2 separate regions of the Mus musculus genome follow, and region 2 is linked to region 1. A link is a loop called in an ENCODE intact Hi-C map of the cell type or tissue named here. Cell type or tissue: left cerebral cortex. All regions are shown on one strand. Links, peaks and the distances in the headings refer to the core of each region. The heading gives the core; the rest is flanking DNA.

Evidence for each region. Peaks named below come from ENCODE experiments on the same cell type or tissue, not always from the same donor. Only the 100,000 strongest peaks of a DNase experiment are listed, where the experiment ranks them.
Region 2: a loop joins it to region 1, with 5 times the contacts of the local background. A loop is called at or near these places in 2 of 42 quality-filtered maps.

The regions. Positions count from the first base shown.
Region 1 is chr11:81,664,988-81,680,324 of GRCm38, reverse strand. It overlaps a transcript of Asic2 not described here. Among named protein-coding and RNA genes, the nearest start is that of Gm11418, 85 kb to the right of the region's middle. In left cerebral cortex, for the core only: a CTCF peak has its summit at 8,423 (motif pointing left); DNase peaks (open chromatin) are centred at 9,675 and 10,753; H3K27ac peaks cover 339 bases.
Region 2 is chr11:81,962,552-81,977,888 of GRCm38, reverse strand. It overlaps Gm11419 (a long non-coding RNA gene), which reads right to left and starts at 9,664. Exons shown (of 6, transcript XR_003949730.1): 1 at 9,534-9,664; 2 at 1,710-9,096. It also overlaps a transcript of Asic2 not described here. In left cerebral cortex, for the core only: CTCF peaks have their summits at 5,653 (motif pointing left) and 8,619 (motif pointing right); DNase peaks (open chromatin) are centred at 10,822, 11,065, 11,683, 12,018 and 3 more places; H3K4me3 peaks cover 3,958 bases; H3K27ac peaks cover 3,625 bases.

The DNA.
Region 1 (15,337 bases), core at 5,025-13,024:
GTTTGTGCCTTCAGAGTTGGTCAAGCTCAGAACTGTGCCTCAACTAAGCCTATGATCTGGTGGATATTATGCACCATTCCTAGAGTTTGAGAAGGCACTTGAATTTACATGAGACCTCACAGTATCTCTAGCTAATGTCCCCCATGATGTAGTGGACACTGAAGAAGCCCTCAAAACTTCACCATATAGGAGAAGAGAGCTATAACACATGTTCAAATTAGAGTGCATGACTTTTATTTCTTTAAAAGAACAACCAAATTTTGAAAGATTTCCATTTGAAACATAAATGTATGTTATCATCCCATCGGGCAGGTGCTATAAGAAACTATGATGGTAGGAGATGCTTAGCTGTTAAGAGGACGTGTGTACAGAGTTGATTTCGGGCCCAATCAGGACTCATCTCATCAATGTACTTATGTTAAGAGCAAGCAAAGGTCTTCTTTTATTATAACAAGCCCAGAATAGAGGATCACCCTGTTCCTCTTCCCTCAGAATAAGTCTCAAGGGAACTAATTAGAAATTAGGAATGTCTTACAGAAAACCCAGGTTCCAAGTAGCCAGATGTCAGGTGGCCCACAATCCCCTGAATCTTTAGTTCCAAGGGTTTTCACATTTGCTTCTGTCCCCGGAGGGCACATGCAGCACACACAGTGTTCATAAAATCATGGGGGCACACATTTGAAAAGGCCCAGTGGGAAGATTCTGAGTAAAACTTTTAACCCAGTGCCCTGCCTTGCACCCAACACTACAACAGCCAATGGAGAGAAGGCTTGCATCCAAGGGTTAGTCACTATCCTGCAACGGCTCTGAGCCAAGATAAAATTGGAGGGCAGATTCCAGATTAATTTAAGCAAGATCTTTTAAGAAAGTGAGATGGGACTTAACAAGCAAACAAATAAGCAACTCATAGACTTGTCTATGAATACTAATGTGCTAAGGTCTCTTGCTGAATATAGTCAAGTGGTGTGACCGTCCCTCAGGGGTCCTAGAGGACAGGTTTCTGCTTTAGGTTGAATACTGAATACCACATGATATCTTCGAAAATAACAATTTTCGTGTAGATTTAATGTCGGATGAGTAGGGCTAGAGGCATGGCTTCAGACACTTTTAACCTGCTGCCCTTCCTTGCACCAACAGACTGCATGGCCACTACCTTTGTGGCTGGAAGTTAATCAAGTCCCCTCATCCTGAATTCCATCATGACCACGTGGGTCTCTGCCTCAAGGAAGACCCTTCTCTATGATACTTATGTGTGAGGTCACAGACAGAATCAAACCATCCATGGAGGCTGTTTTCATAAATAATCCACACAACCGGGCCCTCACAGTGTAAGAGGGAATATGCATGTCCTACATACCTTCTATGTTTCTGTATTCCCAGTTCTCAGACAGTTCCTACCCTAGGTCTGTCTGTCCATGACATTGGTTCTTTGAAGCTAGTAATTTACTTCCAAGCCCCTTGCAGCTCTAATTTATGGAAAGATAACTAAGCTTGTTCATGCTGTCTGTCTTCCAAAACTTTGTTGTCTACCTTCTGTGGCCTCCGCTTAGAGAGTAGGCTATGAACCATCACAAATGGAACAATAGGGGTATACACTTCACCAAGAGGATGTGAACAAGGCACTCTAGTGTCTCCATCTTTCCCCAGCTTTATGGCATCTTATGGCATCATCTCCATGTTCCCTTCTAGGTCATCCCAACATTTCCATCAGGAGAGAAGGAAGCATTGAGGATGCAAGGCGACCTATACTATCTAGTCATGATTATTCATTTATGCAATAACCTCACTCCACCCTTACATATTTTGCTTATATTACAGTACCTACCAGTGAGCCCTAAAGTGTTTTCAGAAATCCTTTTCATATCATGGCACCAATGAGGTCATGGGAGTCACCATAGTCTCTAGGTGTGCCTTAAAAGATTGAGGGCATATAAAAAGTCTGTGGCTTTTTTATATGAGAAAAAAAGGAACAGATAAATATTTAATATAATTTTATAAAGAGAAGCCTTCAATAATTGCCATCTTGTGGTCCTTCCTTAATAGATAAGGACACTTGGGAAAAAACAGGACCTAGTCCTGTGGGGCTAAAGTGAATCCTAACAATACATGTACTCATTGTCTCCTTGTGCTGTGTTCTTTATGAAAGGATACATGTTAGCCTCTCTGCATAACTTCCTTTTAGACAAAACCAACCCCAAACAGTAATATTTGAGACTCTTCGGTGATTTTCTCAAAGCTGTTTCTCCAAGCAATTTCTAACCCAAAGAAGAGACACCCCCATCCCCACCCCCTCCTGCTCTTCAATCATCCTTATGCTGACAAGATTCAAAGCCACTTTATGAGTCCGCCCCTTCATAACTTTGGGGCTCTCTACAACATGTGAAGCTAGCTTTGTTGTATTCCACATAATTTAGTACCTAATTAGATACTGTCTTATGTTCTACTAATTGCCTCAAGTGTGTTTGTTCTGCATTAAGTTCACAGAAATCTTTAAGGGCACTTTTGATTTCAGTGGTTTCTTTTCTTTTGCATCCTGGATACCTCCCATCCCAGTGTTATACCATCAAAATCATCTAGTCCAATTTACACTCTCTGCGGCATTTTGAAGCATTGAAGTAATGATGCATAGTAGAAAGAATGAATGAATGCCAGGACAGTGACTCACACTGCATTCTTTCTTTCCTCCTAGCTAGCTCTGCATCCTGGGGTGGGGATATATGTGCCTTTTTCATACTAGTAAAATGAAGAAAATGGCTTATGTGAACCCTTATGTTACTAGCATTCTTCCAGCGCCATGAGTCCATCTTCACCAAGGGAAATCAGAGCTAATAAACTCAAAGGTCAGGCTATTGGCTCCTAACCATAGTTGGAGGCTGGGAGTTGGAGTCAGTAGAATTCTGATTATAGAAACCGACTGAACATCCAAAGAAAGAGAGCGCTTTCTGTCTCGTTTATCACATACCATGGAAGTGGTCATAGCTAGGCTTGGGGGCAGGGGGGGGGACTGAAAAGAGGCTATACTTTTGCACTCTCTTTTGGACCACCGTGTCTCCAGGATGTCCAAGACAAATGTTCTCTCTCTGCAGGGAAAAGTGAATGGTAACCTTACTAACTGCATTTCGCCCATCTAATCAACTGAACTTATCATTTAAAGCTAAAAGCTTAGGTTCCCCCAAAGGGAATTACCATATGGACTGGACACCTCTGCAGAGACCCATTATAATTCAGCATTACTTAATGTACCATTAAAGTATCCGTGTACTTAATGGCGTTTTGTTGAGAGTTGAGGTTTTCCTTGAGTTGTTTAAATTGCTTCAATCATGAGTGACTTCCTGAATTAAAAATTAAATGGATTTTCAAGTATTTAATTAGACATATCTATTACCAAAGTGGAGGGAACAACAGAAATTTACCTTAGAAGTCTTTTATTTAAAGGACTAGAGCGCATCTCCAATGGATGGGTATTCACTGGTGCATTTCGATATAGCTGCCTTCTGGGATGAAAGGGTAGTGTTCTTCTGTGGCTCTCTTTTTGGCTCAGCAGACTCAGAAGACATGTTAGCCTTTATTCTTTTGCAATCTTTCAACGTTTATGAAACTCCCCCCAAAAAAACCTCTACTATGAAATTATAAAACTGATGGAGAAGGAGGGGATAGAGAGAGGGTGACTGTGAACAGTCAGTCAGAGCAAATGGAGGGTCTTGAGAGGTGCGCAGTGTCCCCTACTCTAATGGTAGAGAGTGTGTCTTGCAGCTCTGTGGGAACAAAAGGGGCCTTTCTCATCCAGGGGTAAAGATGCTTTAGTCAGACTTTCCTTTAGGAGAATGTGATAAGTGTGCATCTCTGCTGATCTGAGGGACCCTTGGTGGCCATCTCCTTCATCTAGTCCACAAAGGGTACACTCCCTTCCAGTGCCACTTCCAATAGCCAAGTTCAGCCTATTGTTTCAGGCTCCTCTCGTACTGATTTCCCTACTTGCTGCCTAAAGACACAAAAGCAAGGCTCCTCAAACTGTATATTATTTATTGTCACACTTTATAAGGAAGGAGACAATGGATGCAGGAAGATCAAGTATGTGGAAAATTTAGCCGAGTTCCAGAATCATATAACAGCAGTAGCAAGTGTTAACTAAGGACTTATGTATTAGAGAATGTGCTGTTCAATAGGCGGGCAGACAGACATATAAGTGTCATCAGCATCATGATCATAATCCTCATCACTGTTCTCCCCAATTCCCTCAGGTAGATGTCATTAGTATTATCAGTTACCAATGCTGGACTAAAGACATTGCATGATTTGCTCAAATTCAAATGGCAACTAAATATGGGAACTGACATTTGAATCTGACTCTATGACGCTTCCTTGTAACTGCTACTGACTCTTCACACACACACACACACACACACACAGATGTCAAAATAAAGGACATATAGTTGCTAATCTCAATTATCTCACAAAAAGCAGGACGAAATGAAGTTCTTCTGCTAGACAGCAGAATATAAAGGGTCAATAATGTAAATTCTAATCTGTGTCTCCAGGAAACCTGACAGTATTTCTTCAGGTTGCTGATAAATCACTGGTAGAGTTCAGAATTGAACTGGGATCTATCTATCTATCTATCTATCTATCTATCTATCTATCTATCTACTATCTATCTATCTACCTGTCTATCGATCTATCTACAACCTATTTATCTACCTATACATCTATCTATCTACCTATACATCTGTCTATCTATCTATCTATCTATACATCTGTCTATCTATCTATCTATCTATCTTTCTATCTATCTATCTATCTATCTATCTATCCATCTACATCTTCATTCAAGCAAGCATCAGAATTATGCTCAATTCTTTCAAGAAAATTGCATTCTAACTATTTCATGGCTAAAAAGATTACATTTATGATCAAAGATTCTATTTTCAACCATGATGCTTGCAACAGAAACATCTCTGAAACTGAAGGAAAGCAGCATCTTCCCTGCCATGATCCAAGGCAAGGGTAGAGAGTTTCCCAAAGCTTATGTAAACCTAGGAAGAAATAGCATCCACCCATTCCCCATGCCCCAAGCTTAATTGTCTCTGGAAAGAGCATCACCTCTTTTGTGTCTGTCCCTTTCCACTACAAGTTAAAATAAATGGGGGTGAAGAGCAAGAGTGACTGTAACTGTTGGCTAGTTCAGGACCTGGGCTTATTCCCATCATTTCTCTCTCAGACCCACCATGTGACACTGAAGCTGGGAGGGCAGTTACCTTCATGTTCATGAATATTAGAAATTTTTTAAAAAGTCGAAAAGTCTGGGAGGATTTTCCTCAGTTACCTTACTGCAATAACATAAAAAATGAAGAATGTGAAGAATTAGTGGTTTCAAATTTCCCCAGAGCTCCAAAGACAATTGACAGGTGTTGTGGGTATTATCATCATAGCTTGGAGAACTGAATAGCCATTCATGGATCATTAGCTATATGCTTGGTTCTGTGTTCTCACAAACAAATGCAGGTGGTAGATATGATCATATCTAATATAAATGATAAAACTGAGGCTCAGAGAGAACTTGCAGCCAGGTCTGATAGGTGGCTAGTAAATGGTCTGTTCAGAATTCTAGCCTAGTTTTATTTAATTCTCTATTCTATGTTTCTTTTATGTTTCTCCACCTTCCTGGACAGGTAGAAAACTAGTACCCGAGTATCTACAACCAACCCAGGTATTAGGCTGCCCGCTGAGAAAACCTTGATGTCGATTGACTTAGCAGCCTCTCAGGGACTTTCTCCCAGAGAGGATGCACACACATGAAGCCAGCCAGAGCTGTTGTTTATCAGTCATTGTGAGTAAGCATGGCTGGTAATCCTGAAGAGGAAATGAGTTTGCTGATGGATATGTTTCTAGCCTGACTTGGGGATGGATAGAGGATGTACTAATCTCTTCCCACATTTGGTTAAATATCACTGAGCCTTGTGCAAATTCGCCTTGGGAAATGGGCCTAGCTCATCTGTTCTTTGTTTGACTTGCAGAGACACCTGTTGTCTCTGCTGCCCTTACTGCGCAGGCTTCTCTGTGGGATGAGCACACTCAGGGCTTCCCAGATCTGCCTATCATCTCCAGCCCAGAAAGCCAAAAATCTTCAGAAATGGACTGAGCCTTGCTTCTAGGAAAGACTGAGAGAAGCTGTGAGGAAGCCCTAAAATTATCTCCCCACATCTGGAAGCACACGGAGGAGAAGGCTCTGCTTACAGCTTGATACGTATTTTGAACAAGACTGAAAACTCTCATCTCGCTGCAGACAGTCAACTAGCCAAGATGTCTGGGAGGTGGGATAGAAAAAGAGTAGTTTGCAGTCAGTTAAGGGAAAACAAAGTGCTGTGTGCAAGAGGATTGAGAAATGGCTGCAGAATTGAGGTTAAGATGGCATTTGACTAGGGTCTAAAAGCATCCATATCTACCCAGTATCCTCCCAGTTTCTCCCTATTAAATCCTAAAGGGGCAAAACACACAAACACAAGGGAACTTCCTCAGCAAATTCCTTCATCCAAAGGGTTTGCTCTAAAGCTCACTGTGGGTCTGTAGGCAGAACTGTTATATATTAGAGGCAGCCTGGGATCTAGCTTTCAAATTTCTTATGTGAAAGACATCCCAGTTAGCCAACAGAATTATGATGCAAGCCAGTCACGTATTTTATATTTTCTAATAGTCACATTAAATGAAGTAAGAAAGAGTGAAATTGCTTTTAGTAACATATTTTATTTAGCCCAACATATCCAAAATATGTCAACATGTAATCAATTTCAGCTAATGATGAATGCAATCAACTCAAGAGAAATTATTAATGGGAATCATTTGCATTCATTTCTGTGCTCACTCTTCAAAATTGGGTTCTCTACATGGCTCGACTTGGTTTCCAGGGGAAATACCTGATGTGCGTGGAGACTTCATAAAAGTGACAGCTGGAACAGCAGCTTTACAAACATCCTAAAAATCATCCAACAAGGGCTGGAGAAATAGCTCAGTGGTTAAGAGCAGGGACTGGAGTTTGATATTCAGCACCCATGCTAGGCAGTGCACAACTGCCTGTAACTCCAGTGCTAAGGGATCTGACACCTCCTTCTGGCCTCTGGGGGACTCCTGTGCACCTCCACGGCACGCACGTGGGCGCACACACACACACACACACAAATAAAAATCATTCAACAGGTGAATCTAGTACCAGCTTTTGAATTTAATGTACATCGGGCAATTGCATGGACCACATGTGACAAGTGGCTTTAACACTAGGCAGCTCAGGTCTCTCTCACTGCCTCTTACCTGACACAGCTCAGGTGGGACACAGATTTGGAGTTCCTTGAGAGTATGCGGCAAAGGGAATTGAGAGGCAGCAGTTCTCAGCTGTAACTGTTAGCTTTCCAAACCCTGATCCTAGAGACTCAGACAGGTTCTCTCCAGACCATCTGCAGCTTCTTCAGCACCAGACGAAACAACGATGGCACTGTCCATTGTGCTTCTATCCTGTGTTGCAGGTGTTGATGATTCCTGTTACTTTCTTACAGGACCCAGGACCACCAGCCCAGGGTCAGCCCTCCCACATCTATCATCAATCAAAAGAAGACACCACAGACTTACTCAAAGGCCAGTCTGGTAGACATATTTCCTAATTTGAGGTTCCCTCCTCCAAGATGACTCTAGCCTGTGCCAAGCTGGTGTATAATTAGCTGGCACATGTGGTCGTGGCCCCAGTGGAAGTAGATTGTCTGCTCGACACCCCAGAAACTGGTCATATCCAGAACAGCAGCGTCAGTAAAGACCATTAATGCAATTATGTCTCAGCATAAATGGGTTGCCCGTCCATGGTCACACTTTCCTCAAGCCCTCAGAGGCTGGCTTCACGCGGCGCCCAGCATCCTTGTGAGCTCTAATGGGTCTGAGCTGTGTTCGTTGGGCAGCTTGACCATGAGCAGCTGAGAGAAGAGGAGAGGGTGACCTTTAAGCTAAAGGTCAACTTGAAGTGCTTTTTATACTCCTGACTGCTGGCTAAATTGTATGGGCATCATCGCAGATATGAATGGGGGTTAGCACCTAGCCCCTTGCTCCCTTCCTCCTTGAAACTGAGAGGCAGAGCATGTAACATGTGACCTAACAGATTCTCTCCCCATCAGCATGATGCTCTGCCTAAGGAAAGCTGAACCTACTTGGAAGATGCCCAGTAATGAGGCAGTCTAAAAGGCATGGAAAGTATGCCCAGTTCTAGGCACTGTGATTCATCCCAAACTAGAGCAAATACATTGCAGAGGTCTTTCTAGGAAAAACAAAACAACAACAACAAAAACAACAAAACTGGAATGGCAGGTGAAGGGAGGGGCAGGAGATGGGAATGGCACCAAGTAATGTCTACTTGGTAGTGATTGTAACAGCACCATCTAGAGGTAGCTTGTCTTTCTTGTCTTAGCTCTTCTGACTATAGGTTAGATCACACCTTCTTGTGGGACATCCTATGTATAGGGGCAGCATATTTAGCAGCACTTCAAACTTGACCTATAAGATCTCTCCAACCTCACCTTAGTTGTGATTGTGTACCTCCTGGAAATTACCAAATGACTCCTACAGTATTCTGGTTGCATGTACTTTAGAGCCACAGTGAACTTAAAATCCCAGCTTGCAATTCACTATACAAATAGCCTAAGATGTCTTCTAGACCAAGTATTTGGTTCTGTAAAAGGAAGCCATAATGTCTGCTTTATACAGTTGTTATGGGATGCCAGTGATATGATAATGCAAACAGTTTGTTAATAATATAAGCTAATTGGTTTAGGTGAAGAGTCTAGGTTGCATTTTTAATCATTAGAATAGTCTATTTTATAGTAGAATATTACTATTCACAGTTGGAAGATTATATTCTTCCAAAGTGGCTGCAATAATTCCAACTCTACCAGATCTTCTCAAAATCTTATTTTCTCAGCCCTTAAATCCAAAGGACATTTGTGACTTCCTTGAAGACAATGGAGTGGAGGGGTCTACATACCCTCAGAGGCTAGAGTGAGACAGATGTAGCCTTTTCTCGCATTCAGTGTTTTAAGTCAATATATAGATGTGTTGTTCCAACCCTGAGTTCAGCCTACACACCAGACATGAAGTTGAAGGAGGTTTCTGATGGTGCCACAGCCTTCAGGGTACCCTATTGATCAGAGGAGAGATTGGACAATCCTGCTGAGTCAGGCCAAACTTTTGGATTCTTAAGCAAAATGAAGAGTTTAATTAAAAATATAAACAACAAGTAGTGTCGTGTTAAAAGATTTTACATTTATTTATTCATTTATACACATGTATGTGTGTGAGTATATGGGGATTGTGCCTCCTGTAACACATGCATGCTTCTCAAGGGTGGCTTTTCTCTTCTTGCCAAGCAGGTCTTAGGGATCAAATTGAGGTCCTCGGGCTTGATAGTATATATGCTTTTATCCATCTAGTGAGCTTACCAGCTTGTGCTGCATTGTCACTAGGTTTTAGATGAGCTTCCCAGACATAAATAAATAGCTATGCCAACCCCCTCAACAGACTGGAAACTGACTGAGGCCCACGGAGTTTCTAGAGACTGTGAGGATCTAGGCTAAAATCTGAACCAAGGATTTACTGTCTCCAAAATTGCCTTTGCATTCCTTTGATGATTCTTCTTCCTGAGAGGGAAGCCATTGCTAAGTAGGCAGCCACACCCATCTAAGCTGTGCGCTGCCTCCTCACTCTGAATTCAGCACAGCTGAAGGCGGGGGAAGAGCAAGACATGAACAAGGAGAGAGAGAGAGACTCAGAGATCCTGAGGCTGCAGAGATCCCCACCCACCCCAAATAAAACCTAGAAATACAAAGAGGCAGATCACACCAGGCAAGCATCAAAAGGACACATGAGCACTTTAGGGATGGATGCTCTTTGGGGAAGGGTGCCCTGACCAGCTGCCCACAATGCCGGACAGTTTCTGAGAAACTCTGTGCCCAGAGCCCAGTGACATCAGTTCCTCTGGGAGGTGATGCGGGCATCACTATTCTTAAAGCTTCTGGTGTAGTCTGCTCTGTAGCCTAGTTGGAGCATCCTCCACTGGGGAGGGGAGGGTGGCAAGGAGGCTGCCCTTGGGCCAGCATCAGCTCAGCAGCTGATGTCGAGGGCACAGGTTTGCAGAGCCTGCAGAAAGATTATCAGAAGTTGATGTTTCTGATTTGCTTTATGACTCTGTGAGGTGAATTAAAAATCAAGCCTCGTCTAGCTTCAAGTGAAGATGAAGATTCAGCAAATTCAGAGACTGGTTAAAGGCTTCATTAATATACTCTGCCAGGGATGTCATTCAATGCCCTGGCATGAGTGTAGGCCATTGGGAGTTTTGCCTCTGGTGCAAAAGGGTGGTCTGAAGGGAGAAACTGCCCCTCTCTAACTCGTGGATAGAGAACATGAATGGCTATTCCCTTTAATACTATAAAGAAGTGGTAGGAGAAAATTCTTTATCAATGGAAATGATTGGAATATTGACGGGGTTAAGCAGATACACAACATACCACCACAGGTTGGGCACAAAAAGTGTGGATTTCACTCATTTCCCTCCCTCCGTGATCTCTGACTTTTATTATCCATCTCCTTTCCCCCTCTACTTTTTAAAAAAACACTTCCATGTTTTGGAACATTTGGAAATAGGAGCAGGTGCCTTGGAAAGCAGCCTATTGAAGTGCATCAAAGAACCCTCTCCATCTGCCCACGTACCTTCAGCTCTGTCCTTTGGGGAGCTCCAACTCAGGAGGTAACTCCTCCATCACCTGCTCTGAAAGTCATCCCTCATTTCCTCCATCTGTGTGGGAGCCCTCTCCACTCTGTTCCCACAGCCATATGTAATAACATTCTCCCCAGTGTGATAATGCTTCCCTTGAAATACGTTCTTCTCCGTGCAATAGCATCCTTTGGACTTTGGTAGCCTTATCCATCTCTATTTTTCACAATAGAAGATGACCCTAGCCCTGGACCTGTCATTCTGTAAGCACTGAATGTGAAGTCTATAGAATGAATAATTTAGTAGACCAGACACATAGCTCCTTTGCAAGCCTCAGTTTCCACTTCTGTAAGTAAGATGAAGAAGCATTGTAAGGGCAATGCTGTTCTGCGTGATCTCTCTATAGAGCTGAAAAGAGCAGAGGGGAAAGTCAACCCAAACAGTTAATAAACTAAAGAAATGACAACATGTATGCCGGGGCATAGATGAACATGATATTTATAGGATCATATCAGCATACCAAAGACATTAGCACAGAGATGTGTCTGATGTGTTTATGTGTATCTGTGTGAGTTCCCTTAAAATTCTCATAGAAGCCCATGAGTGATTAATATTACCATGCTGTACCCTCGTCCCTATATCTGCGATCCTAAAGACTCCCTCCCACCCACTTTGGCTTAGTCAGCAGGTTGTAGAATTTTTCAGAATGACACCACCTTCCATTTGCATACCCAATGAAAAAGTGCAGCTCTACCCTTATTCCCACAGGAGAAGCCATCTAGGTCTTTTATAGGGACATTATTTTGTGGCAACCTTGTTAGCTGGCATTTATGGGGATTCAATCAATAAATTAGAGGCTGCTTGGAGTGATAGATTGTTGGCTCACATTTGCTTAAGAGCCCTGAGGACTGGAAGGCAAAGTGGGAAGTTCTTTTTATGAACACATACACACACCATCACTACCACCAACCACCACCACCACCACCATTATCTATAAAATGCCACTTTAGGAAGTAGTTCCTCTTGGCTTCTTACAGAGACTTGATGTGTGAGAGGCTTGTAGGAGTGAGAGGTTCATTCTTGCAGCTGAACTCTCAGCATCTTCAGAGAAGCAGTCTCTCAGGAAGAAATTATGGCGATGAAGCCCCATCCCTCTGCTCTTCTACCCTCGGATCAGAGAGGATTTTGCATTCAACATTTGGGATTTCTCATTTTTCCACTCAATTCCCAATGCTTTCTGACCACATTCCCCTTTGAATGTACCCTCTGGTACACGTTCCCTCCAAACCCCCTCTGGCCTCTCCAGAATGTTCACCAGCACCTTATTATTCTGTTCTCTTCCTCCCACAGCTCCTTGACAGGCAGTAGAAAAGATGGCCTTGAAAGAGCCTCTTGGCCCACTTAGACTTGGACATGTGCCGATCTTGACAGTCCAAGAGCCCTTTCCCGCAGAGCTGCTGTCTTGCTGATCTCTAGAGTCTGATGCAGTTTAAAAGGCCTTATTTGCTCCTGTGTGGCACTGCTGTCGTGACTGACATAACCTCAAGAGCAGCTGAACAGGTTGCCCTCATCCCAATGATCACCTAGAGGGGACAGTCGAGGCGAGAGTGCCACTACATATTTGGAGAAAAAAAAAACCTATAGCTGCTTGAAAATAATGTTAGAGTCGGCAGAATGCAAACCAAGAATGGGTCCCCATGAAGACCTCACCCACCTCTCTCCTCTGCCCTACCAGTCATCCAGACTTAGAAAGCTAGGAGGTTCTCAGCACAGTGTGGTGGTAGACTATCCGCTGCTCTGATAATACCACCTCTTAAAAGCAGGAGTGATGTAGCCAAAGCTATAGGACTTCTTTCTCACTCCTCAGTTCAGCAGTAGTAAAGAGGATCTCACTTCAGCGTGCCTAAAACATGGCCTTCGTGATGATACTTTGGTGCTGTGGGGTTTGTTTTTGTATGTTTGTTTTATTTTGTTTTTTTTTTTTATCAAAAGCTGAATCTGGAAACTGTTTTTTGTTTTGTTTTGTTTTCTCTTTTGGATCATGGATATCAGTGCTAAACCCCCGTTTTCAACTGAGTCAGCTTTTGAGAAGGTACATTTCTTCTAGCCCATTTCTGATAGCACTCCAGCCTGAGCTCTTTGCTGTCTGCCTTTTGGTTCTCTGTGTCCCTCTTTCTCCTCTTCTCTACCAATGTCCTCATGCATTTCAATGACCATCCAACAGTCAGTATATTATAAAGGTTTCCCATGGTGGGAACATTGTGGAAAGTACTCTGCCACACACTAAGCTGGTAGATCCTCAGGGTTTGCCCACTATGTATGCCACTGCTTTGGGTATCAGCTAGAAATAATATTAGCAGTTCATCATCCTTCCTTTCTGAGACCTGGAGGCCAGAGCCCCTCTCTGCTCAGTACTGGGGAGCCGGGCGTGGTGGTGCACGCCTTTAATCCCAGCACTCAGGAGGCAGAGGCAAGCAGATTTCTGAGTTCGAGGCCAGCCTGGTCTACAAAGTGAGTTCCAGGACAGGCAGGGCTATACAGAGAAACCTTGTCTCGAAAAACAAAAAACAAACAAACAAACAAACAAAGACCAGTACTGGGAAGTCCCAAAAGTCCTGACAAGAAGACGTACTCAACCAGATGTCATTTGAAGGAAGGGCACAGTGACTTTGAGAAGACCCAAATAAGGATCCTAAGAAGAGGGACTCTGACCTAAACCTGATCCAATATATTTATCTAATCAGACCATAGTGTGGTGCTCTCTCCCAAAGCTCTCTCAGTTAATCCTAGTACCTTCTTGAAAACATAGGAATTATTTCTGAAGTTCTCCTAAGCCTCCATGGGACCCTAAAATCTTGACGGTACAACTCAGGTCCTCTTCTCTGCACAGAATCCATCAGGGTTACCTTCCTGCTGCCAGCATGTGCTGAAGAAATGTGGACAGGTTAGTGCATCCTGCTCTCTGTGTCAGGCAACTCTGCCCAGCCTGGAAGTGAGCACACGTTCCCTCCAAACCCCCTCTGGCCTCTCCAGAATGTTCACCAGCACCTTATTATTCTGTTCTCTTCCTCCCACAGCTCCTTGATAGGCAGTAGAAAAGATGGCCTTGAAAGAGCCTCTTGGCCCACTTAGACTTGGACATGTGCCGATCTTGACAGTCCAAGAGCCCTTTCCCGCAGAGCTGCTGTCTTGCTGATCTCTAGAGTCTGATGCAGTTTAAAAGGCCTTATTTGCTCCTGTGTGGCACTGCTGTCGTGACTGACATAACCTCAAGAGCAGCTGAACAGGTTGCCCTCATCCCAATGATCACCTAGAGGGGACAGTCGAGGCGAGAGTGCCACTACATATTTGGAGAAAAAAAAAACATATCCAGTAAATCGTTCATGATATTGTCTGCTGTGTAAGAAACTTGACCTTGCAGTGAAGGTTTTTGTGTGATAATGGAGATTTTTGTCCAGGCTGAGGCAGGAATACAGAAAAGGGGAAATATGGATATCTAATTGTCATAGAGTGGAGGATGGTAGCTATGCAGATTTTCCCAAGTAGTGAATACCTGAAAATGGGTGTGGATGGATGAGGAATAAGCAGAGCTAGGAGCCATTCTCATGTACAGGAGAATGCAGGTCAGAGAGAACATGAACACAGGGAGTGCTAATACGAGGATTTTGGACTTGAAGTTTGATTCCAGCTGTACCCCTTCCTAGCCGATAGTCTCGGACAAGTTCCTCCACCTTTCCCATTCTCAGCTTAGTGGAAACTTCCCTAGCAAGTCATAGCAGTCCAGACCTTATGTTATGATGTATGTATAAAATCAAATCCCCCTGCATCATTGAGAATCCCAGGACCTGGGACAGAGTCTGCAGGAATATGTGCTGAAATCTCTTAGTGATATCTGCAAAGTACATAAGGGGAGGGAACAACAGAAGCATCAATTTTTTAGTGCTCCTGGACTAGTTCTAGTAGGCGCACACTACTATTAACTGATGGGTATTCAATGAGACTGTCACACCTGGACCATAAAGACATTTGTCTATCTATCTATCTATCTATCTATCTATCTATCTCTGGGAAGTTGTTTGTTTGAATGATCATTGAGCAAAGGGTGAGCTTCTATCTGACTTTCTTTCCTAGAAATATCTACAGTCCTTGTGAGCCAAGGCACCAGCTTCTTACTGGCCCAGTGTTCAAACAGAAGATGTCCAGAGTAATGGATACTGGGGGAGGAATGAGGTGAGCAGGGCCATGGAGTTAAGCAATGGGGCCTTAATGTTCTATAATTGCTTTTCCAATTGGCCTCCAGGTTGGAATAATCTCATTACATGAACTGCTGAACCTTGAGGCTTAGCCTGTGAAAATATTGTTACATGAATCTGTTCCCCTTCATTTAGGCTGGTGTTTCACACTCTTCCCTCCATGGGAATGTTCCTGGCTATCTCGAGACTGGGCAGGAGAATTGTTGATTTTTTTTAACCAACTTAATTGCTATTCTGATGTGCAGGCATGTGTATGTGTGAAGTTTGAGAAACTGGCCTTCCAATATGTGGTTTTTAAAGGCTGCATATCACTCCTTCAGTGCACCCTTACTTATATTTTTACATG
Region 2 (15,337 bases), core at 4,598-12,597, 300 kb before region 1:
GATAACTGAGCAGCCTCAGACAAAGCAGGAATTCAAGCTCAAAGACTGAAACAGATCAACCCTTCCCAGCCCTTCCTTGATGTATGGCCTTGGACCTAGGGTTTAATCTACTTGCACCTCAATTAGAGAAGAGACAGCTGTGTACTACGAATAATAATTATATGCCCAGCCCTAGGCTAGGTGCATCCCTCAGTGGTTTCCAGCTGGTGGTGATGCTGCCTCCAGGGAAATTTTTTTTATTGGTACAACTGAGGCAATGAGGTGTGAGTACTGTTGTCATGAGGGGTGCTGTGAAACTCCTCACAGTATATCCAATATCCCAGGTACCATAGACTTAGCCAGCCTAAAGTATCAACAGAGCTGAGGTAGGGAAATTCTCACTGAATCACACAATGCAAATGGATTCTTAAAACAGTTATCAGCACCTGAGTGTCACTGAATGTAGCTGGTGATGTCTGGACACAATAACAGACCACTCTGCTGTAACTCACAGCATGGGGACAGTATAGCTGATGTCATTTCTTCTCTGAGTCCCCTCATTCTTGCTTAGGTACAGCTCTACCACACACCTGACCTCAAGTGTCATAGCCTGGCCTTGATCGCCTAACTGGCAGCTCCTTGCATGCAAAGCATGTACCTGGCTCCTCTTTCTCTCTCTTTCATGCTTTCCTGCTGTAGCCACACAAGGGACATGCTCTGTCACCCTCAGGGAAATTAGTCCTACCCAAGAGCTGGCTGACAGCTTGGCTTCTAAGTGTGGTTATGGAGTGGTGGAAATACATAGTTATAGGAGCCCAGCATTCAAGGAGGGTGGGGCTCTAGTAAGAGGCACTGAGGAGTGAGGGGGTAATGAGCCCTCTAGTCAGAGCTCCAACCCTCACAGATCACACTGAAAATAAAAGAGCGACCATCTCTGAGTCAGATCATGTGAGGGTGACTATTTTCAGAGCCTCTGAAGGCCATCCCCAAATATCTGCAAGAGCCTGCAGGCATCCTGTTGCCTCTGGGAGAAAACAGAAATCCAACTAGATACAGTTAAAAACTGGAGTCCAGTTTGCAAACATGTCTTAAGGAGCATTATGTCCTAGCAGAGCACTTGATACATCAGCATTGCTTTGTAAGAGGCAAATGTCCAAAGCAAAGTTTTCCCACCCACCTCCTTTACACTCAAAACTGATTGCAAATGAGAACCCTGTTCTTATCCCCTGGAACCCAGATGTACCTTGATTTATGAACATTTAAACTCCACTGCCCTGTGGTCTCGTGTTTGTATTGGATTCATGGCTGTGCCTTCCCCAGTTTGCATGGAGGTATGGTGAGGAACCAACAAAGTTGCACAGGGTGGAGCTCATCCAAACCTTCCTTTCATAATAGTAGTAACCATAATGGTGGCTGGGCTAATGGCATCTACCATGGACAGAACTTTTATTAGCTACTTAGTGGGCTTCCCACCTTAGCTACCTATACCTACCTATCCTTTGACATTGGAGCTGACTGTCCCCACCTTACAGATGAGCAAAGCAAGGCAAGTTAAGTAGCATGCTTCAGGTAACATGACCAGTGTGTGTTGGGTCCTGGATGTAAACCTACTGATTTCTGTCCCTCCCACCCAGGCCCTGTACCTTTACAGATACACCCTACGCCTCCAAAGGCATGGGGAAACAGCCTGACTTAGCCATCCTAGACTCATATCTGAAGTTCACACTTACACAAGTGTTGGGACTGTGGTCTCATTACCTTGCCCCTTTAAGCCTGGTCTGCTTGCTGGTAAAAGGAAAAAAGGGGGCAGGTGTGTGCATGACTCCAGGATACACATCTCCCGATGCACAGAGGTTTCTGTCCTTCCATGGGATTTGACCTGCAGAGAATGAAATAGCACATCCCAATGTCATGGCTTCCGAAAAGCACAGCCCTGTGTCCACAGTGTATTGAATAATGAGAGGATGCCTTCACTCACTGGTCTCTTTCCACACTGCTCTAGCAAAGGAGTCAGACCCAAATTAATAAGCTGTAGATCCTTAATAACTCAATCACTTCATCAGACAGGAAAGCAAGGACACACCCATGTGCATCTATCCGCACAAAGAAAGGGTGGGGTGGTTTCTTCTGATCTTTAACTGGGACTCCTATTATTGTGACAGACCCAGGGATGTCATAGAAAGAACATTGTCATCTTAGGCCTGATCATCAAACTGGTTAAGACCTTCATCTCCCATCTCCAATCTCCCCCCTCCCTCCCCAGTGCTTCCTGTTGATCTCTTATGGGCTTCCCCCTAGAGCTGTGTCCACAAGCATTCTCAATCAAAGCTCTGTGGAGCCAATTTGGGTTGGGAGAGGGCAGTAGGAAACAACAGTAGCAGAGTGCAAACAACCTGGAATCTGGAATGGAGTGAGTTAATTGGAGCTTAGGGCCCTTCAGCTCTCTGAGCCTACAGTTCCTTCTGCTATGGAAGTCAGATGCGATAATGTCTGTTTGAGTATGTCATCAAGTGTGAACAGAAAAGAGATGTTAGCCAGTACCTCATCCAACAGGTGAAAGATCCTCATGAAAATTGAGATCATGTTTTTGGCTCTTGTTTCGCTTTGCTTTGTCTTTATTTCTTGGAGCCCTATTGCTCTCTAGATGGTCCATAGGGCTACTTCCCCATGTAGCATCTTTACATTACCACATTATGAATTTAAAACGGGAGTCATGTTGACTTACAGAAAAAAAAAATAAAGCTGAACAGAGATGTATTTCTCCTTTTTCCCTCGCAGTCCTGACCTCTGCTTTCTTAAATCCCCATTTCGTTATGCTGTTTTCACTCGGCAGTTTGAAAGAACTAGAGAATACATGAATCAACTTGACACGAATAACACAACTACTTACACAGAAGATACAGGATGCAAGTAAGTGCAGGGGCTCCGTGCTTTCTGATTTGGGCATGCCTGTGGGCTTTTCAGGGTACAGAGTGCTGAATAAAGATGGCAGGCAGGGTGGGACACACACGGGTGCAGGAGGTGCTGCAGAGTTATGGCTGCAAAGAGGATGCTCAGTAGCCGCTGCAACCCCACATGCAGAACACAAGGGGGAGAGGCAGCTCCACTCAGAGCAGTGGAAGCTGACTCCACACCTCCTCTCCGCTACACACAATGCTGGCTCACCTATGGCCAAGGTGGTACTAATAAAGTTTTTGTTGAAAACCTGCTGTGGATGGTTGACTTCAGACCTGTCTGTGCTCCCCCCCCCACTCCCCCTTGTGCGTGAGACAATTGGCTCTAGGGATCAACTGACCGAGAGAAAACAAATAGTCATGGTTTCTTTCTTCTACTTTCTTCCCAGGGGACAGAAAGGCAGAGACAGACTAGGAAAAGGTCTGTACAATGAGTATGAAGAAAGGAAGCTTTGAGACACAAGCCAGAGAGGGGACAGCAAAGGGTGGCATAGACTTACTTCCCCCGTGAAGGAGCCTGAAATCACATCAGAAACCAGGGCCTCCTGATGTGGGTACCTCCCTACTGCTGGAGCTTGCTTTATTTATATGAGCGAGGATACCTTTAAGCAGGTGCTCTAGATTAAAGGCTTTCGGGATCAAAGTAGCTGTGGTCAGACATGGTCCCAAAGCCTCCTTTGAGAGTAGTGGAGAGGAAGGCAGCCCACCCAGGAGAGTCCAGTTACAGGGAGATGTGTCTTGTTAAAGTAAACAAAATCAGAGTTAAAAGTACTAATTCCATACTACAAGGCAAGGGTGCATTTGAAACGGATTTTTGCTTATTAAAAAAGTGCCTGAAGGGCAAGGCACAGTTTGAAGTTGTGAGCTACATAGCTGTTTTCACAGTAGCTGCTACTTACTGAGTACCCACCTCCTGTTTACACAGTTTATTTTTGCTATCACCATCCTGTGGTTAGGGTGGCAGGGGCAGGAAAGTGGAAAGGGGCTTGCAGGGAAGCCTTGGATGTCCATTCACACATGCAGGGAAGGCAAAATTGCTCTCCGAGGGGGCAGACAGGCGGTGGTTTCAATTCCTCAGTAGCCCCAGCTCTCAGCTACACTCACGTGCACAGATTAGGAAGTTGGAAATAACCGGTGTGCAAGGCCTGACATCAGGCGTTTTCCAGTTCAGTGACAGCAGCTGAGTCTCTGGGAGCAGTAAGGGATAGAGTCATGGTTGGAAGAGCCTTTACCTCCCCAGGACAGGCCCCAGGTCCATAAGAATGGACGAGTCCCCACTTCCGTAGCCTCGACAGCAGAGTGGAGCCAATTCATCACGTGTCTATTGATTTCATGAATTCCTACAACCTGTTTCAATACACAGCCCCCAACCAGCCAAGCAGCTGGGGAGGGGGCAGAGGGGAACCGGCTGTCAGGGTCTTTCTAGGCAGAGGGAAATGCGGCAGGAAATGGCACAGAGCAGTTTGGCAGGGCTGGTAAACAGCAAGAGCCTCTATCAGGCCCACACAGTTGGTCTTGCGTGATGTCTTAAGCTGCCCTTCACCACCTACAAAGGCAGCCAGCCCCACAGGGCCTCAGCTCTACAGACCCTGAAACTGAAAAGTCGATTGGGAGGGGAAGATTGTGTCTGACAAGTGACAGGTGATCCCCCCAGTGCCCTGGCCCTACCCTCATCCATACTCCAGCAGATAGTAACATGGGGTTAATGACAAGAATTTCAGGTTCCAGCTCATTTTTATCCCATTAGCTGGGTATTTATGATTTGGTCAAGGCCAGTGTCAAATTGTAGCAGCAGCAATAGTAGCAGCAGCAGCACCACCAACAACAGGAAGTCCGAGGAATGAGTTAGCACAAATGAAGAAAACAACACAGAGATGTTCTATGGTTTCCTTAAGGCAACACAGCAAATTAAACCTATCCCAGTGCCAGGCCAATTGGCAACCAAGTCCCATGGGTCTACTCTTTCGAAAAGGTTTCTTTAGTTTTCACCTGGAGAGCAAGCAACAGTAAGTATGGTTTTAAGAAACTACTCTCTTGGAGCCAGAGATGGCTCATCCGTTCAGAGCAATGGATGCTCTTCCAGAGGACCCAGATTTGATTCTCAGTACCCACATGGAGGTTCACAGCTGTCTGGAACTCCAGGCCTAGGGGATCTGACACCCTCTTCTTGCTTCCAAAGACACCAGGCACACACATGTTGCACATGTACACATATATACAGGCAAAACATCCATATGCATAAAACAAATAAATACATAAAAGAAAGGACTCATTAAATGCGTGGCTTTGCTTCACATCTCTCCCTGGTATGCCCTTCATAGAGAATTATTTGCTAAAAGTTCACAGAAGAGAAGAAATAAAACTCGTTGCTGTAAGAGTTTGTTTATAAACCAGTCTGCTGCAGGGCTATGCTCGGGTTAACCTTTCTTACTGCCATGAGGAACCAGGAGGAAAAGTTGCACAAGAAAGACATGGGAGTTTGAACTAATAATTCCATCTGCGTGTTAGAAAAGAACACATTTTTTTTTCTAATTATGGGTGATGGCAGCCACTGCCAGTATCCAATACACGTTAAGTAGCAAATTAGCTTAGGAGCTGATTACAGGGCCCACCCTGTCTAACTCTGCCTGCCACTGTCTTCAGGAGCAAGAGAAAATTGCACTCTGCCCAGAAGCCTCCAAGGGAGTCACATTTAGGGCAGGCCCTGGGGAAGAGAGCGCCCCCTCCTGGTACCTCAGAGCAGCAACAGAGAGAGATTCATTAAAAACATCCATTCATTTGTTCTTAAGCAAATAAACAGATTTTCCAGAGCAAAACTCTAGGATTATGGGCTAACAGGGGGTTAAATTGCCCAATTTTCACATGAATTTATCTGAAAAGCTTTTTTTAATGTTTAGCTGCGAAGTGCACAAAAAAGACCATAATTATACACAATTAGGGCAGCACCTAAAAAACTGGGCCAAGTAGACCTACTCTAAACCTGATGCCTGTCTGCCTAGAAAGACCCTGCACATGCCCCAGAGCTAAGAAAAGGTAATGGGGATTTGATTGATGCTGCAAATGTTTAACAACTGAGCTCTACAAAAGCATTTTAAAGAATAAGACAATATCTAACGTTTGTGCACAAACCACAGTGTTAATTACAAGAGATTCTTACCAGCCAAAGAGGGCCCTTAACAAGAGCCGTGCAGGAACACTTTTATTAGCCATCTTTTGGAGTAACTAGCACTGTACAGAGAATGGTATGGTGGCATCTCTGTAAAACCACTGTCCATCTCTGGTCCTCCAGTTCTGTGCTAGTGCTTCAGTGGCATACATTGGCATCTGGTGCAGGTCTGTGGGCTGTCTCCTCTAGCTCAGACTTCCCTGTTTCAGCTTTCAGCGATTAGACCACAGGACAAGTAGCCCTTCTCAGTTTCTTCTGTGAAATGGGTTCAGTGGTGCTCTTGACATATGACAAATCCACAAGAAAGCCCAGCACAGAGTCCAATGACTTGCAATGAAAGCCACAATAAGTACCTTTATCCTCTGGTCTTCCACCCATCCTATAGTGCCTACCCTGTTTGCAAGAGTTAAGGAGACCCTGAGATCATCTTTGGGCCATGCAAAGGAAGCAGAAGAGAAGGCAGCATTATGTTTGACTTTGGCTTCCAGGTATGCAGTACCTGAGGCAAATAAGACCCTGGTGAGCTTTAAATGGTTCCCCAGTCACCTGAAAGAGAATAGCAAACATCGACAAAGCACCTTCTCCCAGCATTGACTGAGAGTGGCTGACTGCTAAGTGTCTAGCTTGTATAAACGCATCATAGCTTTATCTCATTCCTTTGCCATTCCAAAACTCCACTACTGTGGAAGAGGGGATATGAAAGTTCAGAGCCCATTAGGCACTTCCTCCAAGGTCACAGAGCAGAAGGAGGCAGAACAGATGGGGGACACAAACTCCCAGGTCTGCATGAGTATACACCATGTGCCCCGTCGTGCTTGTGACTGCCAATCTGATATGGGGTGAAAGAGGCATGAATGGGCACATATTGGGGTGGGGTGATGAGATCTACTGTAGGGTCTGCACACATGAAAAAATGTGTCTGAACAGAGAGAAACTGACTCCAGGAGAAGAAGAGGGGAGGTGACAGAGCCTAGCACAGGTAATGGTTGGTGGGGAGGGGGCAGAATGTGGCAGGAATTATAGCCATTGTATCCAGCTGGACACAGATGAGATTTGATGAGATCAGAGCTGTTGCACAGAGCTGTGCATCTGCACAGCCTTCGCTTCCCTGAGCTATGAGGTTGATCAATGGTGGGATGTGAATTTTATTCTCCTTGTTTCCCCCAAGCCAACGTAGTATCTGTAGCAGAGTTAAAGGGGAGTTTAATGCTTATTAATTAGACTGATGAGCCAAAGGTTGGTGAAAAGAATCAGGGAGTCTTCCGTATGAGAAGCCTAGATTGTAAGAGCAACAAGGGTTGTCGTCTGACCAAGAGAAAGAAGGCAGGGCATCTATACATGTGAGGAAGTGGTCTCTGTGTGACATATGGAGACATAGCGCAGGGGCAGGGGGGTAGAAACACTTTCCTAAATTTGGGATGGGGAAATTTGGGCCTGCTTTTAAAACCCTGCTTCAGAGGTGGACATACCCAGGATGACGTCTCAGCTCTCACTTCACTGGTCCTGTGATTAGGACACAGCAGTTCATTGTGGCAGGCCTGAGTTTTCTCATCTGTTGGATGGCAATAAAACCAAGAGTATTCACTTCTCGAGGCGACTTGGTTTTGGTCCTCCTGGTTTACAAGCCTATGCCCTGTTGAGACCAGGACTCTGGGTTAGCAAAGGCACAAAGCTCCTCCCATCCAGTCTTGGTCATTTGCCTTCTGTCATGTCTTAACATTCCTGACTGATAAACTACTGAGGTCATGCTCCACACGCATGTCACCTCGGACTGCTTTCTGGGAACTGTCTCAGTGGATCTGGCTTAGCAGGAGGCTGGATGGGTCATAACATCATTGCAGAATGGCCATCAACCTAGAAGAGGATGATCCAAGCCACCCTTTTCTCCACCTTTTTAAGCCTGGCATCCCCTGAAGATGCCAGCTTCGCTCTCCAAGACACTTGCCTCCATGTGGCTCTGTCCCAGCTTGGCCAAGTGGCTCAAGTTGGCTACTCTAACTTTTAATTCCTTTCACTATGATGAGAATTTATCCCTGATGCCAGCCACTTGATCCTTGGCAAGGGGCAGGCAAGCAAGCCACACCTATCAGCCAGCAGGGACCTGACTTACAAGGGATTTTCAGGAAGAGGGAGGTGGAAGACACAGAGAGAGCCCATTCTCTCTCCTACCTACAGCTCCAGCTGTGATTCCATCTGGCAAATCCTGGGACAGAACACACACACACACACACACACACACACACACACACACACACACACCTTGAAAGGAATGGAATTAAACCAGTCCTACAGGGCACCCAGCTGTCTTCCTTTGTTAAACACAAAAAGTCCTGGCAGACATATGGGGGTGGGGGTGGGATACTTGTTGCGCTCTCTCTCTCTCTCTCTCTCTCTCTCTCTCTCTCTCTCTCTCTCTCTCTCTCGGGTTCCTATGGGCACACTGATTTTTCTATCTCTAGAAGGGCTTCTCTCTACTCTGAAGTGTCCCCCTCTAGCCTGCAGAGGGAGACCCGTGGTTTTAAAATTGCTCCCTTCGTTTTCATCATCTCTCCCATAGAGACCCCTCATGGATGTGACCCTGGAGCCCACATTGGTGCAAAACCCCTTGCCAGCATCTCACTGGCCACATGCAGTTAAGTATCCACTTTCCTGCCATCCATGGGGATAGGGGGTTAAGTTCTCCTTCCTCTGGGAGTAGCTCATTACGTGGAGTAGAAGACCCCCAGCAGATTTTTTAAAAAAGGCTAAAAACTTTCTCCATGTCCCCAACCCCTATCGGTCCTGCTCCCCTGCACAAGCCTCTCCTCCTTCTAACAGCCTTGCCAGAGGCAGGCCAGGGAGAAGGGCTCGTTTTGAGCCCAACGGTCTTCCTCTTTCTCCGGAGGCTGGAAGCAAGGAGCCCACAGAAACCCCCGCATCCTTGCTTCTCTCGGAGGCGGAGCGCAGCGTCCTCTCCCTCGGCAACAGCAGCCGCAGCCCGCAATTGGAATTCTGTCCCTAAAGGGAGGCCGGAAAAGAAGAGAAAGGGAGGATGGAGGCGGGCAGCGAGAAGCAGCGGCCAGGGTCCCATACATCCCGGGAAGAAGCTAAGCGTGTTGGCTGCTAGGATGCTGCGCCGCGGCGCCCCACCGCACTGCATCAGCGTGGCTGAGCTGACATCCCCCCATGCTTAACACGGGGCATTATGCGCTGGTTAACAGGATCCGAGCTGCTCAGCGACTTGTTTTAAGCATTTTCTCCCTCGCTCTCGCTTTTAATCTTGTCTCTAGTGGCGTGTGTAGGGGGGAGGACTTTATTTCCATTGGCTAAGCGCTCCCTTCCCACCCACATCCCTTCCACATCACCTTGGTGTCTCCCTAAATAAAACCAGCCCTCCTTATCGCCTGGAAAAAATCAGGAGCTAGAGTTTGAATGGGTTTTATATAAACACTCACCCCTGTCAGCGTGTGGCCAGGCTCTCAGGATAAACTCCCAGTGTCTGGCCTGATGCTTGCCTGGCGATCTCTGCCTTGAATGCCAAGGTTTAAGCAGAATTCAGAGCACTGGGAACTCTTCCCTGAGATCTGATCAACCTGAAGCCAGTTGCAGAACTGCACAGGGTCCCGATGGACCTCAAGGAGAGCCCCAGCGAGGGCAGCCTGCAACCTTCCAGCATCCAGATCTTCGCCAACACCTCTACTCTCCATGGCATCCGCCACATCTTCGTGTATGGGCCGCTGACCATCCGGCGTGTGCTTTGGGCAGTGGCCTTCGTGGGATCTCTGGGCCTGCTGCTGGTGGAGAGCTCGGAGAGAGTATCCTACTATTTCTCATATCAGCATGTTACCAAGGTGGATGAAGTGGTGGCCCAGAGCCTGGTCTTCCCAGCTGTGACCCTCTGCAACCTCAATGGCTTCCGGTTCTCCAGGCTTACCACCAACGACTTGTACCACGCTGGGGAGTTGCTGGCCCTGTTGGATGTCAACTTGCAGATTCCTGACCCGCATCTGGCGGACCCCACCGTGCTGGAGGCCCTCCGACAGAAGGCCAACTTCAAACACTACAAACCGAAGCAGTTCAGCATGCTGGAGTTCCTGCACCGGGTAGGCCATGACCTGAAGGATATGATGCTCTACTGCAAGTTCAAGGGGCAGGAGTGTGGGCATCAAGACTTCACCACAGTGAGTACTTGGCTTTCAGTTTGCTCTTGTGTTCACTCTTCAGTAGAAGTGGTGTGCTGGTGGCCTTCTGTTTGTCTTGGGATCTCGGCTATGCAGGAGAGAGGGCGGAGACCCAGCTGAAGGCCAAGAGGGTAGCTGGTTCGAGTTGTTGGACCTATTTGTAGAATAGGTTACCTGTCAGATGGAGTACTGTGGTCCTTTCAGATTGGAGAGCTACAGGGGCTCGCTGTTGGGGGTCACTCCCCCAGGTGTGCTGAGTTGGGCTTTCCCCCAGTCAGAGGGAAGAGGCCTGGGTTATCCATTGTCCAGGATGCTTGATGTCCGAACCGTGTGACAGAAACATCTTGTCATTGGTGAGATGGCAGCCTCTCTTCTCTCTTTTTCTCTCTCTCTCTCTCTCTCTCTCTCGTCTCCCTCTCCATTTCTTCTCTCTCTCCCCTTTATCTGTGCTCGGAAGTGGCACCAGGCTCTGTCTGCATCGTGTGGGCTGGGCTGGAGCTAAAGCTGTCACAGGAGGGGGTGTGGGGCCCCAGACAGTCTGAATGACTCCCGTGTCCATGGGAGCTCACTGAGCAGGTGATGCTGCAGAGGTGTGGAAGGTTCTTTCCTTCCTTTGCTTGCCTGAATTGTGTGGAGAGGAAAAGAGCCTCCGGAGGCTCCATCTGGTCCTCCTGCAGGCAGGGTGAAGCCACGGAACTGTCCATGGTACTACCGTAGGGAGGCCAGTCAGGTAGAGGCTCCTTTCTAGGACGGACAGAGAGAAGACAGATGTGATGAGGTGGTCCCGGAGGCTGGCTTGTCTGAGCGCTCTAGCTTGAAACTCGAAGGCTCGTTTTCTCTGTGTACAATTGCCTCACAACGTGGGTGCGGGAGGAGGGAGGGAGGAGGGGGGTGAGCAGCTGTGGGATTGGAAAGCCTGGGGCGGGGGGAGTGTAGAGTTGAGTAAAGAGGAGGGGATGTGGCTCATGTTCAGGATGAGTTTGCCAGAGGGGGCTGAGAGGGAAGGACGGGAGCAGATCTGTTGCCGCTAGGGTTCTTATCCCAATTAGTGAACTGCTAGGCATAACTTGGTGTAACAGGTCAGACAGCAACTGCCAGCTCTTCCACACTGCCAGGCAAGTCTGGGGTATCAGGAACTGTGGGACCCTTCTGCAGTGCACTGTGTCTGCTTTCCCCATAGCTTCCTGGGGCAGTGGGGAGGAGAGTGTCAGGGACTCAGAGCCTTGAGCCTAAATACAGTGACAACTTGGGGATGGCAGGTGCAGCAGTCATCGAGAGAACTGGACTGTGTTGTCAGCACTTGTCTGGGGGTTCTGCCTCATTAAGACATCCCCCCCTTTCCCATAGTGCAGCCCTCCCCACCCCCTCTCAGGGCCACCTGCCTCTCACTCTGAGGTTCTCTTTATGCTCCAGCCAGTCTCTGCCTTCAGTCTTTGCACTTGCTGTTGGCTGTATCTCATTCTGAAAGAGCCCAGAGTGCCAGGGGCATTGCCTCTCACAGCCTGTGTGCTAGAGCTGTTTCCTGGGGGAGCCGTTTTGTATTATTATCCCTTTTAAACATTCCAAGGAAGAGCATCGCCAAACCTATGGCAGCGTTTGCTAAAGATGAAGCCAGTCTGAGCCGGAGAAGGAAGCTACCAGCCCTTCTTAAAGGAACAAACAGGGTCCTAAAATACGTCATGCACAAATGATGTCTGAGGGGCCTTGGGGGGAGAATAGAGAAAATGCCTCGTTCTTGGAGCCCGAAACCATTGCTGTGTTCCAGCCCTTGCTTTCTAGTGCCTGGCAACGCTCAGAGTCATTGCTGTACTGTGTAGCTTAAGAGTGCACTCAGCTCTTCCTCTATCTGCCTGCACACACATGAAACCCACAGATGGCAGATGCAGGGTGTCTCAGAGATGTTAGACTGGGCAGCAGACCCTGGGCTGAGTCTTTAAGCATCCTCACACTCCTCATGATGGCATGACTGACTGGTAGTTCTGCTCATACCCCAGTTCTCTTTAGAAGTAGAGCCTTGTTGATTTCAGGCTGCTTGTTTATATTTGGTTCATCATTTGAATTGCTAGTATTCCAAGCAGCCAAAAGTCCAGTTTTAAATCCTAACTGGGACTTCTGATCCTCTGAAACACTGAATTTGCCTGCGGATAAGGTCTATTCTTTAATTAGTGGCACACACTATCTGTTAATCTTAGCAAGTCTTAGACTCATCTGTTTGAATGCCCACCCTTGGACTGACCCCTCTGTGTGTAACATCTCCAAGCATTGAAGAGATGTTGGCCCTTGGTGTTCTCTTCTGTCTGCTCAGGATGTCAGGATGACACCCACTGTAGGTGCTAAGAATATAATCCTCAACAACGGGTGACAGTGGGCACCCATGCTGACCCTCTGCTGGGGATAATATGATAGGAGACATGTCCAAGACCCCACTCTAAGGAGTGAACCTCTGATGTACCTTTGTGTCCTTTGGGCCTTGGGTATAGACAAGCTTTACTTGGGCTCTCACATCCTCAGTGAGACTATTAGAGCCACTGTTGGAGAAGCCAGTTTCCCAGCCTCTTCCTTCCTTCACTCTCTGGAATAGCCATTCCTCTCTAGTGGGCTTTCTTTCAAGCCCTGCTGTGGGTTTTGACACAGTGCCTACCTTCTTTCTCAAAGCAACCATGACTGACTTATTAGAGAATTTAAGTGTGGGGGAGGGGATGTCACAGGTGGACAGCTCTTTTTCTGGATCCAGTTTTCCTATAAAGCCCAGAACATCATCTCCGGGGTGAATGCTGTAGCACAAGCTTCCTTATTCCAAGTTCTTAGCTGCTGTGCAATGAAGTGTGTAATACCCTTTAATTAGTGAATGAGCTGTGATTCTAGCAGAGTGAGCGAAGGCTGTTCACGGAGACTCAAAGTCCCCAGGAAGCCAGGTGTGGAATGCTGAGTGCAGAGTAAGCAGGCGTGCTCCCTGCCTATGCAGATACATTCTGAGCCTTTGCCCAGGAACAGTCTGGCTTCAGAGAGGTTTGAGTTTCCTCCCTGGTGAACCAGAAGAAAGATTTGATTCTGGGCCTTCTAACTCACAGAAGCTGACCCTAGTGACCCAGAGTAGAAAGGGGATGAGGTAGGAGGTGATAGAGGTTGTGACTCTGTGGCCCGAATCCAAGGCCAACATGGTAGGCATGGGTTTGAAGTCCTTGCCATCCTTGTTTTTTTATTTTTTTTATTTTTTATTTTTTGTCTTCTTGCATGCTTTCTACATGGGCATTCGCTCATCTAACATTGACCTCACCAGCGGTGTTGTTGGAGGAAAGAGCATTCATGATACTATGTGAGGAAGCCTTTTATGTCTTTGCCAGCCACATGGCTATGAGATGAGATGCTGAGCGCATGTGTAAGGGGCTCTGCCTGCTTCCACTGTTTGCAGGGATCAGATTGATGAGGGAGGCTGCAAGGACATGGGCAGGGAGATGGCAGGGGAGCACTGCTTTCTCTGCCTGGAGCACTAAGTGAAACTCATCGTCTAGAGAGGGAGCCGCTTCGAGTAGAGGTCCTGTCAGGAGCTGACTACTGCTGCCAGGTGAATTCCTGTCATTTGTCATCAACATGTGACAGGGCCTTATGTTGCTCCTTTGCCTGATCACACTGGGGTTCATCTGTGTTCAGGTCCAGGAACTGGAACGACCCTTCCGTGTAGCTTGTCCATCATTGTGAGTATTTATTCTTTAAATGTGAGATTTTTCTCAGGAAAGGCCCAGTTTTCTTTTCTCACTGAATGGATCTTACTACCCTACAGCATATAACATTACAGAGATGGTGGAGGTTGAGGCCGACAAAGGTTGTGTCTTTGTTTTGTTTTGTTTTGTTTTTTGACAAGGACACATGGGTCTAATCATATCTCACTACATGGGAGTATGTATCTGGAAGACGTGGAATTTGAGAAACCATCTGAACTGGGATTCCAACTCTGTGGGGTGTGTGTGTGTGGTGGGAACTAGTGTTAGTTTGCTTAGCTCCAGTTTTCTCATCTCTGAAGTGGGACCAGTAACACCCAAGGCTCAGCTGGGGGAGTAGCTTGCTCTGAGAAGGACTGCTAAATAAACTTGATCTGTAGTCTGGTTCTTTGGACTCCACTCTTCCTAAACTTCCAGCCCGTGACAGCAACTTCAGAGTACAGGCATCTGCTATGTTCTCTGTTCTCGATGTTTTCAGGGCTTCTCCTTTTGCTGGGTACCCTAATGTCTCTTATTCTCTGGTTTGACTTCCATGTTGTCTCTCACACTTTCCAATTCACCTCCAGGAAGCACACACACCATGCTATGGCCTCTAACATGGGTCAGGTAATCTCTGCACCACAGGTATAGCTTTTCTCACTGTGCCATATTTGTGCTTGTCTATCAAGCAGGACCTATGGTGCAGCAATAATCCAAGTAGACTAGGCCTGTGCTGTCACAACCTAGCTCTATTCCAGCTAGTCCAGGCCTAGTCTCAAAACAGCTTTTGCAAATATTATGTCAAGTAGAGGTTAGGTCTCCCCAACCCTGCCAATACCAAGCAGAGCCTCACTGGGTGAGTGGTTACTGTCTATCCCTTAATTTACTCATTGTCCTAGCTCATGGGCCTTTCTCTCTCTCTTTTGTGCCCTAGCTCGTTGTGTCTTTCAATGCTACTTTACCTTTAAAGTCCAGTTTTGTGTTAACTGAAGCCGTCTCCTTCCACAATATCACCATCTAAATTCTCCTCTTTGTCTTCTGTCTTCAAAGCATCACATACTTTACCTTCCCTCTGTGTAGACCTGACATGATGCTTTTCCTTCTTAGAAGCATGGAACATTGCTGCTAAAAAGGATCTTGGGGATAAATGGACTCAGCTCTTACATTTTAAACCACTGATAGTTTTAAAAGTGTTTTCGAGTTGATAAGGAAAATGTTGAACCTATGATGTGAAACATGATATTTTATATACATACACATACACACACACACACACACACACACACACACACACACACACACACACACACATATATATGTATATATATGTATATATATATGTATATTACTTAAACGTAAAATGGTTGTATTAAGTACATG